Regions from separate parts of the Mus musculus genome. Here region 1 is linked to region 2. The links are chromatin loops, found by intact Hi-C in ENCODE. Cell type or tissue: heart. All regions are shown on one strand. Each heading gives the region's core, and the rest is flanking DNA. Links, peaks and the distances in the headings are about the cores only.

Region 1 (2,816 bases), core at 313-2,812, 270 kb before region 2:
ATTTGGCCTAATTTTGAACACGCACCCGAGGGCCTCTTGTACCCCCACTTAAATGGGAGACTGAAACTTCTAAAACGTGGTGGAGAATAATATTTCTAGTATGAGCGTATACATATGGGTTCCATTGTATCTTTTATTGAAAGGATACAGAGGATTGTAGCATGATTTTTAAGTGTTAGAGATAGTGTAATATTTTGAGGTAGCTTTTCTTTCCTGTGTATGAAAGCTCTCATGAGCTCAGAAATCTTTTACTTTGCCTCCTAAGTAAATATTTCTTTGTTGGTTGTTTGAAACAAGGTCTCGCTGTGCAGACCAGGCTGTCCTTGAAGTCTCTCAGAACTCCACCTGCCTCTGCCTCTAGGGTGGCACGTGTCACCACACCTGCCTAAAAACAAAGTATTTCCGAACTCGGCCAGAGATCAGAGGAGGGATGGGGAATGTTAGTCGGGGCCTATTGGGACAAGGACCCACTGATAGGTGGGTTTGCATATTAGTCACTTGAGAAGTTGAGATTTGTCCTGTGAGAGGTAAACTGGCTGTAGCGATGTGAAGTGGAGGGGGAGGGGGTAACTTGAAGCAAGCAACCAAGACTTGTGAAACCCTAATGGCCAGTCACAAGGATGAGTCATCAGAAGCTGTACACTGGGCTGCTGTGTTTTGAGAGTGCTTAGCCTGTAGCCCGGTGGCTTGGGATTCAGAATTTAATTCCCTCCCCTCACCCCCTCTAAAGAGAAAAAAAAAAAGCCTTAATCAAACTAAAACCTTAAATACAATTTTGATAATAGGAGGAATATGTCAGCAGAACTCCAGTGGAAATAGGAAGATGAGTGTTTCTCTAAAGCTTGAGTTTGGGCTTTTGTCTCCAGCAAGTTTGCAGTGTTGTCTGTTTTACTTCACCATATTAAAATGACTATATCGAAAGGAATGCTTGGCTTACTAACTTTTTTTTTAACCAAGGTACCTATCAAGAATTTAGGATTTGTGTGTGTGTGTGTGTGTGTGTGTGTGTGTGTGGTTTAATCCATGCTTTCTCATTTTTGACTGAGCAAGAGAAGCCACATTATCAGGAAGATGCCTGGCAGGCACAGAATTAGAAGAACGAATATGGTTTACTGAATATTTGGACAGGGGGTATGTAGGTCGGTGGTAGAGTCTCGCCTAGCAATTAGAAACCTCCTCTCCCCTCATTACGTCCTCAGTAATCAGGAAATAATAATAGTATCACACCCTGATGTTGTGATGCACACCCTTTCTGAGGAACACTTTGGAAGAGAACTGAAACTGCTTTCTTTGCAAGCCCGGTGTTTAATAGATTTGTTGGCTTATTTTTCAGCCATTTAGGCAAGCTCAAGGTGATCAACTAAATTGGTTTTGTTCCATTTGGGCCTTATTCAGCTTCTTTTTTCTTTTTTCCCTCCCAAACCATTAAACTCTGCTTAGCAGAGTTCAAAATTAAAGATTTAGCTATGGAACTGGAGACACTGCTCTTGTAATGGACCTTTAGGCTTTAGGGCATCCTATGCCCTCTTGTGGTATCCAGGGGCAACTGCACTCGTGTAGATCTTCCCCACCCTGCCCCACCCTACCCCATTCCCATTAAAAATAAATTTAATCTTTTTTTAAAAATTGACGTAGGGGAACAAAGTGGTTAAATGGGTAATGCTGCACACCTTTGATCTCTGAGACCCACATGATGAAAGGAGAGAATTAACACTGGTGTCCAACAGTCACAGATCTGTAAAAGGATAAATGTTAGATACTGAGCCTGGGAGAGATCCACAGGAGCTTGGAGATGAAGTTTGGGAATTGTTACCATTATCTGATGTCACTGGCCATGTCTCAGTTTAAGGATCGGACTAATTCTGGCATTTAGAGAAAGGAACTCTACAGAGTTTGAGGGGGGGGGAAATCTCATTAATGAAAGGCTCTTTACCTTTAAATCAATTACTTGCTTGCTTCTCTCACTTATGATTATTTGTATTAAACTTTGCCAGACTGAAGGATGTTTATGACACTGTTGGGATAGGCTATCGCTAACTATAGTTGTAGATGTTATTCTTATATTCAGATCTGGCCAGGAGATGGTGGTGCACACCTTTGATTTCCATCACTCTAGAGGCAGAGGAAGGTGGATCTTTGAGTTTGAGGCCAGCCTAGTTTACAGAGCTAGTGCCAGACCTATACCAAGAAACTTCCTGTCTCAAAGGAAAAAAAAAATCTGTGTGCATTCATGTCAGTCTTGATTTTTAACCAAATTGAGAGACCAGGAATGTAGCTCAGTTGGTAGAATTATTAACATTATAAGTGACCTAATTTTTAAAATCAGCATAAATAGAAGGAAACAAAAAATATTTTGTGTTAGGAGTGTACATATACATTCTGTCCCATGTGCAGGCCAGAGGTCAAAATGGGATATCTCCATGGGTCTCCACATTTTTCAGACAAGGACTTTCATTGAACCTGGAGCTTGCCAATTAAGCTAGACTGGGCTGGCCAGTGAATTTTAGGGATCCATATGCCCCGCCCCAGCCCTAGGTCTGGAGTTACAGGTCTGTGCTATGATGCCTGCCTTTTTATGTGGGTGTGAGTGATCTGAACTCAGGTCCTCATTGCTTGCATAGCAAGCACATTACTGAGTAATCTGTCCAGCCCTTGAGCAATTTTAATTGGCCCTTTTTAAAAAAATGTAAAAAATAGCCAGGTACATTGACAAATGCCCATTAATACCAGCACTTGGGTGGTAGAGGCAGGCAGATTTCTGAGTTTGAGGCCAGCCTTGTTTACAGAGTTGGTTCCAAGACAGTCAGGTCTAACTG
Region 2 (2,816 bases), core at 291-2,790:
TGGCAAACTCCAGGGTCGGGGTGGGGTAGGGGAGCGATTTTCTTTTTCCCATTGAACCAGGCTCTCAGCAGTTCCTAGGGGAAGAAAGAACAGGCAAGCTGGAGCGAAGGGCTGTGCTGGGATCCCCGGCCTGTGCTGTCTGCGTTCACTCCGCCTCTCCCTGCCCCCACACCCCTAGATGAAATGAAGTCCACATGTGCGGCCCATGGAGTGGCTAAGGGACAGGGGCAACAGGGGCCACCCACATCTGTGAGGCAGGTTATGTATGGACTCAAGGGGGTCAGAGCTGACGGGGCTCTGGGGTCACTGTCTCCATGCCCTTCCTGAACAGAGGCTGTCTGTCCTTCATGCCCCCAAGGGCTTGTTAATAGGACCTTACTGTTGCAATAAATGCATGGTCGTGTCTATTGTAAAACATTAGGAAAGTAGAAAAAGGCAACCAAAGGGGGAAAAGCAATCCTCCTCCTACCATCCACAGACAATAGCTCACTATTTTCATGTTCTTTTAACATTTTTATACGCAGCTTTGTTCGCATACTTCCACTATAAAAAAAAAAACCAAGCCTCTAGGAACACACTTCTCTCTCTCACTTGAAATATCATGAGACACTCCCACATCATTAAAAACTGTTACAAGATGTAATGGCTACATAGTATCTGATCACATGTATCATTTTATATAGCCAGTCTCTAAGTTATGCCATTTATATGGACAATTTTTCATCCTTACACTCAACATCCTGGGAGTAAGTAAAGGCTTATTTCTGTGATTATCTCCATACAATAAATGTCTATAAGTTGGATTGTTGCACCAAAGGGTTTGCACATGTTGAAGGCTTTTGATGTGCGTTGCCAAATTGCCCTCTGGGAGGCCGCTCTCATTTACATTCCCACCAACAGAGCACGAATGCGGCATGTTTCTCCAACTCTGTCCAACTGTGGGTATTATCATACTTTTAATTTATTTCAATATGATAAGTTTTAAATATATATCTATATGTATGTGTCTTGTTTCAATTTAGGGTGTATTTTCATTACAAGTTCTCTTTTTTGTTGCTTTTTGTTTTGTTTTTCAAGACAGGATTTCACTGTATAGCCCTGGCTGTCCTGAAACTCACACTGTAGACCAAATTAGTCTCGAACTCATAGAAGTCTTCCTGCCTCTACCTCCCTAATGTGGGAATTAAAGGCCTGGCTAGAAGTCTCAAGAAACCTGACCTGTTTGTTAAAGTTTGTGTTTGCCTGGCACCTAGTGGTGAAATTTGGAATTGCAAGTATAGAGTTTGGACCTGATTGGGGCAAAGAAACAAGTAATCATCTCGTACTCACTGATCAATCAGCAGAGAGGGTGTTCTGAGCACTGAACTTTGTGAATCAACAATGCAGGATGCAAAGGACCCACAGGCAAGGTATTTCAGAATTTAGGGGAATTGATCAGCTTGTATGTGTCAAAATGTTTCAGCATCTCATAAATAGGCTTGATATCATGCCTTGTGCTCCACACAGGGAAGGCACAAAGGCAAATCAGACCCGGTCACGGTCTTAAACAGCTGGGGATGGGAGAGAGAGACCATCTGGACACAGTGGAGTCGTCCTGAAAGTGTCTCACACATCCCTTTTTTCATCTTGAAGATGTGCCAAGCTTCTAAAGTGACAATGACTTGTCTGTCACTCAGGGCTTAATCTCATCTCCACTTCTCACCCTTTACACAAAAACACAAGACTAGGCCTTCTTTGCTTTTCTTCTTTAGACTTCTCACGTTCTTCACCCTCAGTGTGGAGCTTCCATGGCTCTCTGGCTTCCTACCTGCCTTTGGGAGGGCGTGTAAAGGGTCCTTGAATACAGGGAATGTACCAGGAAGATAACAAAGGAGGGTGCGGTGAGGGTGCTGGAGGGGGGTCCATAGGTCGGTCTGTGATTTGGAGCTAATATTCAAGAAGGACGGAATGACCTTTGAACTGAGACTTCTGTGACAAGATGCAGAGATCTGAGGGGCAGGTGAGTACTCTCCGCAGAGGAAAACAGATGAGGGTACAGGTCATGGAGTTTAGAGCAAGCTTCGTATGTCAAGAGCCATCTGAGGCAAGGATGGGAAGAAGGAGAAGGCAAGTGACAGAGATAGGGTGAAAGGAGGAAAGGTGTCGGGGGACTGGAGAGATAGTCCAGCAGTAATGGCTGCTTTTGCAAAGGACCTGGATTAAGTTCCCAGTATAAGACGGCTCACAACCCCCTATAACTCCAGTGTTAGGGCATCTTCTGGCTTCCATGGGCTCATAACATGGTGCACATAAACTCATACAGGTGCACACATGCACATAAGTAAAAAATAAATCTTAAAAAGGAGGAGGAGTGTGGTGATCGCATCCAGGGGCTACATGATGTAGGCCCTTGTAGACTGGCAGTGGGGAACAAAGATTCCCCAAGCCCCATGCTGCCCGAACCCTCACAGTGCACCCTCTAAGCCATCAGTATCCCCTGAAGCGACTTCTGGCCCACACACACGTGCATACAAATGAGAGTGAGAGATGGGGAGGGGAAGGCTTATGTAGCTCACAGTCCTGGAGGCTCAGAGTCTATGATTGGGGCAGAGCCTTGGTCCAGCTTCTCTTCCATGAGCTCTCAGCAGCAAGCATGGGGCCCGGCTCCCACCTCTATGGATCCTGCTGGGGCCCTGTTGTTCCTTGTTCTTTGCCATCTCTGTTCAACCTTACTCTGCTTAGAAATCAGCTCCATCTACACAGCATTTCCAAACCCTGCTCTGTTCTCTCAGACAGACCCCCTAGCTTCTGCTCTGTCCGTGTTCCCTGTGCACACA

Evidence for each region. Hi-C counts contacts between places; a loop is a spot of excess contacts. Peaks named below come from ENCODE experiments on the same cell type or tissue, not always from the same donor. Only the 100,000 strongest peaks of a DNase experiment are listed, where the experiment ranks them.
Region 1: a loop joins it to region 2, with 9 times the contacts of the local background. A loop is called at or near these places in 1 of 42 quality-filtered maps.

Annotation. Positions count from the first base shown.
Region 1 is chr11:51,264,044-51,266,859 of GRCm38, forward strand. All of the region lies in intron 1 of Clk4 (CDC like kinase 4), which reads left to right. Among named protein-coding and RNA genes, the nearest start is that of Clk4, 2.3 kb to the left of the region's middle. In heart, for the core only: a CTCF peak has its summit at 1,521 (motif pointing left); a DNase peak (open chromatin) is centred at 598; H3K4me3 peaks cover 1,081 bases; H3K27ac peaks cover 688 bases.
Region 2 is chr11:51,533,254-51,536,069 of GRCm38, forward strand. All of the region lies in intron 5 of Col23a1 (collagen, type XXIII, alpha 1), which reads left to right. Among named protein-coding and RNA genes, the nearest start is that of Phykpl, 50 kb to the right of the region's middle. In heart, for the core only: CTCF peaks have their summits at 1,260 and 1,471; no DNase peak of the experiment used is centred there; H3K27ac peaks cover 31 bases; H3K27me3 peaks cover 730 bases.